Linked DNA regions of Homo sapiens: region 1 is linked to region 2. The links are chromatin loops, found by intact Hi-C in ENCODE. Cell type or tissue: endothelial cell of umbilical vein. All regions are shown on one strand.

Evidence for each region. Hi-C counts contacts between places; a loop is a spot of excess contacts. Peaks named below come from ENCODE experiments on the same cell type or tissue, not always from the same donor. Only the 100,000 strongest peaks of a DNase experiment are listed, where the experiment ranks them.
Region 1: it touches region 2 in a loop (4-fold over the local background); 3 of 110 quality-filtered maps call a loop at or near these places.

What each region holds. Positions count from the first base shown.
Region 1 is chr15:98,726,784-98,729,283 of GRCh38, forward strand. All of the region lies in intron 2 of IGF1R (insulin like growth factor 1 receptor), which reads left to right. Among named protein-coding and RNA genes, the nearest start is that of MIR4714, 56 kb to the right of the region's middle. In endothelial cell of umbilical vein, no CTCF peak of the experiment used is centred here; a DNase peak (open chromatin) is centred at 1,038; H3K27ac peaks cover 2,450 bases.
Region 2 is chr15:98,914,709-98,917,208 of GRCh38, forward strand. IGF1R (insulin like growth factor 1 receptor) reads left to right here. Exons shown (of 21, transcript NM_000875.5): 9 at 1,256-1,423; 10 at 1,964-2,168. Among named protein-coding and RNA genes, the nearest start is that of PGPEP1L, 92 kb to the right of the region's middle. RefSeq lists an enhancer at 608-677. In endothelial cell of umbilical vein, no CTCF peak of the experiment used is centred here; DNase peaks (open chromatin) are centred at 93 and 963; H3K27ac peaks cover 2,000 bases.

The DNA of each region.
Region 1 (2,500 bases), 190 kb before region 2:
ATCTTGGCTCACTGCAACTTCCGCCTCCCGGGTTCAGGCAATTCTCCTGCCTCAGCCTCCTGAGTAGCTGGGATTACAGGCATCTGTCACCATGCCCGGCTAATTTTTTGTATTTTTAGTAGAGATGGGGTTTCACCATGTTGGCCAGGCAGGTCTCGAACTCCTGACCTCAGGTGATCCACCCACCTTGGCCTCCCAAAGTGCTGGGATTCTAGGTGTGAGCCGCCACACCTGGCCTGATGAATTATTTTCATGTGTGGAACAAAACTTTGATGCTGATCAGTGATTAGGTACCTTTGTTTGGTTCATTTTTAACTAAGGAGATTTCTTTCTTTTTAAAACCATTCTTTAATCTTGTAAAAATATCATTTAATGGGTGGATGTTTTAGCTGTGATGAATGACAGGTTGTCGTAAAGGAAGAAAGGTATGTGGTTTCCAGTAAACTTTTAATTCTTTTGCAAAATAAAAATAACAGTCGTACAGAGAGTAAAATATATGAAGAGTCAGGAAGTGATTTATCAAAATCAGATCTTGGACTGCTGGTTTTACCATGAATTAGGCTCTTGGAAAGTGATTGGGCCAGTGTAGGTTTACATTTTTTTTTTCTTGTTTTATTTGTCAAAGCAAACTTGTGGTTGCCTGCCCGTAGTTTAATTCTGCCTCCTTTGGGCAAACAACCGACTTTTACTGGGAGTCTTTCTCAGGGAGATAAAGGTGCACCCTGAAACTCTGCTCTCTGATTCCTCAGCAAAGTCAGTCCTGAGTATGGGGCTTGGGTGTCTCTGCAAGGCCTTGCAAGTGAGATGGGCTGTCACCTGAGCTCAGGTGGGGCTGCTCCTGCCTTGGACAGCCTCCCCAGCTTCTCCTGCATTATACCCAGGGGCTGGAGGGCAGAGAGCAGGTCTTCTTCTGCTGGTCGGGGCAGTCACAGGCTTTCCTCTCGGCCTGCTTGTCCTCCGGGTGGGTCCAGCACCCGCTGGGATTCCTGTGGGCTTAGTCACTGTGTGGCGGCGGCAGAAGGACTGGGGAAACCGCCGGCCGGCCCTGGTGCGCTGTCACCCCGAAGGAATGCGGGCCAGGCCGGGGCTGCTGGGCCTGGAAAGTTCTCCAGTCCCTGTTGCAGATCTGGCCTGCCGACTCAAAGTAAATCTCTCTTCCCCTTTATTTCCCATCAAATAAAAAAGGAACACGAGGTAGCCACTGTACTCACTGAAGATGCATTGTTTTTTTTTTTTTTTTTTTTTTAAGCGAGCAGCAGCAAGATTTATTGTGAAGAGTGAAAGAACAAAGCTTCCACAGCATGGAAAGGGACCCAAGCGGGTTGCCCTGAAGATGCATTTTTTAACTTGCTTTTTAACTAAGTATTTTTGCTCTGAGCTTTCCTGGATCTGTAAACACACCCCCAGCTATTCAAGATGGGCTTCTTGGTGAAAAGTGATGTGTCCTAGGAGAAATCACGCCTGTTGTTGCCGCTGGCCATCACAGATCCCGGTGCCTGTCTGTGAAAGGCTGGCCGGGCTGGGTGGGGATGAGAATGGTCGGGTTGTCTAGACTCAGCCTGGACTGTCTTTGACTGGAGGGGCCTGAGCTCCTCCTCCACTGCTCAAGACCCCGGTTAAGGGGACAGCAGAGCAGGGATGAGAAGTGGCCCTCTTCACATCACCTCCCAGCAAGAGGGCCTGACTTAGTGCTCCCACCATTGCCAGCCCCAGTTTCAGGGTCCCACTCAGTTGTATTTGAATAGGTCTCATGACATGTGCTTTGCTTGAAGAGCGGCTATTAGCAGCAGACGTTCAAGAGGCTGAGCTCAAGCAGGTGAGCATGTTCTGAGCCATTGTGAACCCAGTGAGGTGCCTATGCTGATGCCCAGGGCCGCCTGGGCGGGGTCAGGCCCCCATCGCTTCTTCATCCTAGCTCTGGGAGTGCATTCTGCACTCTCCCGAGGCCAGCTGGTGGCCTTTGGTGATCACCCTCTCTGTAAGTTTTTAAGTGGCTTCCTTTCCTCTGGTGGAGAAGCCAGCACCTTTATCCTATGACAAGAAAGCTCTTTGTAGTAGGTGGTAGTAGAATCAGACAGATCTGGCTTAAAATCTTGGCTGTGCTACCTCTTGGCTCTGCACATTGGTGAAGAGAATTTACCTTCCTAAGGCCTCTCAGCTACACGACTGTGGACACTCAGCTTCCTTCTAAGGTCGTTGTGAGAGGTAAAGAAAAGGGGTTAGTCCAGGGCCAGACATGGCACAATGCCTCAATGAAATATTAGCTGATACTATCATAATTTTTAAATTCCCATAGGACTCACTGTTAAAGGATTACAAGGCTGACACAAAAAATACTGCATTTTGAATTTGTGTCTGATTTATACATTTCCAAAGAGTGGAATTCTCACTACAACAGCTGTTCTTTGAAAGGTTAGATCTTTGTTCTGAGATAAATTAAGTGGAAAAAGGTGTAGAGCATTATATGTACTCTGATTCTTCAGGGCTTAATTTAAAAAGA
Region 2 (2,500 bases):
CACAAAGATGGAAACCAGGCACTGTACCAATGAGTCAGTTCACTACGTTTTGTCCTCTGTCCTTACACGCAGCGGAGACAGACGAGAACTTGGTCCTCTGCCTCTGCTGTTTGGTGACACCTATCGTAAGAATGTATCTAGGAATGAGCTGTTTGTTTTTGAAGTACTTATTTTTGGAAACCCTAAAGTGGCTGAGCATCAAGTGGTTGTGTTTTCTCTGAAAACGCCAGTATTAGTCATAACCTTTTTCCAAAGTATCATCCCTTAAAGATGTTCAGAACCTTGTGTGTATCGTATAACCTGGAGCACCCTCAAGCTGTCCGCCCTTTTCAAGTTTTAAAAATGGCTTAGGCAAACATATTGCTTAAGTGATATCCAGTGAAGGTGTCTCCTGTGCTTTGAAAAACCATCAACATTGATGCTTTTTTGTGACCCAATAAGGACAAGATTTCAGTGGTTCTGGGATGCATTTGATCTTTATGCACACTTCAGCTCTGGGTTTCAGTTCAGGGGTCAGCATAAGTAAAGCTTGATCAGATAACTATGCTTTGCCTATAATCGGCATTCATTCTGCTGGTGACAGAGTCCTTTGCTCAAAATGAGGCTTCCATGCGTTTGCAGTTCTAAACTGCTTTTCAGAGTCATGCCTCAGTCATTGTACTGAAGGATGCCTGTGGAAATGGTGGACTTCCGTGTTCTTTGCATTGCCTCTCCCCCATCCCTCTTACACACAGCTGTGACATGGGCATGCACACTCCTTCACACACACAGACTCTCCAGGCCCCTTTCCACTTCCTCTTTCCATTTGGCTTCATGACATTTTTATCAGAGATTCAAAATCTCAGATGAAATCCAAGTCAGCCTGTTTTACCAGTTGTCGAAATTGCCGGAGTGCAGCACTGTGGAGAATGGCAGTTGTAATAAATGAGAAATACCAGGTGTTTGAATTAGCTGTAGATTTTCACATTGTCTCTTCTAACCCTGCTTGTGCCCCCGCAGCCTTTTTCCATTTACAACTCAGTAATGTTTGTTTTCACAGAGATTACCGGAGGAAATAGATTATAAAGGGAAATGTTGGCATTTATAGTAGTACTATTTCAAAATAAGGTTCACTTTTCACTTTGTATTTCATTGTTCATTGTTATTTTCTTATCCAGGTCAAACTGGCAGTTTCCTGTTGGCTTGCCAGAGTATCTGATAGCCTGACTCTTAAGTTCATTTCATTTTCTAGAATGTTCTTTGTTCCCCTCTCCAGTTCCTTCCATTCCCTTGGACGTTCTTTCAGCATCGAACTCCTCTTCTCAGTTAATCGTGAAGTGGAACCCTCCCTCTCTGCCCAACGGCAACCTGAGTTACTACATTGTGCGCTGGCAGCGGCAGCCTCAGGACGGCTACCTTTACCGGCACAATTACTGCTCCAAAGGTAAGGGTGCAGCAGCGGCCTGGACGGAGGGTGTGACCGTTCATTCCTGTGGTTGTAATGTGCCTGAGCCCTAATATTACACGTATCAGACAACAGTGTAGTTCTCCATTGGAAACCAGCTATCTTCTGGTTTTTTTTTTTTTTTTTTGAGACAGAGTCTCACTCTGTTGCCCAGGCTGGAGTGCAGTGGCACGATCATGGCTCACTGCAATTTCTGCCTCCCAGGTTCAAGCATTTCTCATTCCCCAGCATTCCGAGTAGCTGGGATTACAGGCATGCACCACCATGCCCAGCTAATTTTTGTATTTTTAGTAGAGACGGGGTTTCACCATGTTGCCCAGGCTGGTCTGAAACTCCTAACCTCAGGTGATTTGCCCGCCTCGGCCTCCCAAAGTGCTGGGATTATAGCCTTGAGCCACCACATCTGGCCGAGACCAGCTATCTTCTTGATTAAAGGTACTGAGAGCTATTATTTTTCCTTACAAGCATGTATAACGGCTTTCATTCCCACTCTTGTTTTGGCTTTTCTTTTCCGAGAAGACAAAATCCCCATCAGGAAGTATGCCGACGGCACCATCGACATTGAGGAGGTCACAGAGAACCCCAAGACTGAGGTGTGTGGTGGGGAGAAAGGGCCTTGCTGCGCCTGCCCCAAAACTGAAGCCGAGAAGCAGGCCGAGAAGGAGGAGGCTGAATACCGCAAAGTCTTTGAGAATTTCCTGCACAACTCCATCTTCGTGCCCAGGTACCCAGCTCATGTGAAATTTCAGTTGGCAAAACCCACTGCTCAGGCCGGTTCTGTTGCCTTTCTCCCCACCAGGTAGTGTGTAAGTCAGCAGCTGGGGGGTACAATACAGTAGCCACTGAGACGGAGCCGAAAAAGATGACAGGTTCGGTGAAGTGAGTCCCTGCGGAAGCCAGTCAGCCCTGAAGGGAACAGGGACCAGGGCTTGGGTTGCTGGGGCCACCGGTGTGACAGGTACTGCTGTCTCAGCCACAACCCCCCACAGAGAGCAGGTGGGCACCCTGTGGTAGAGGCAGGGAGGGGAAACTCAAAGAGTATTGACAGCTGCTGCC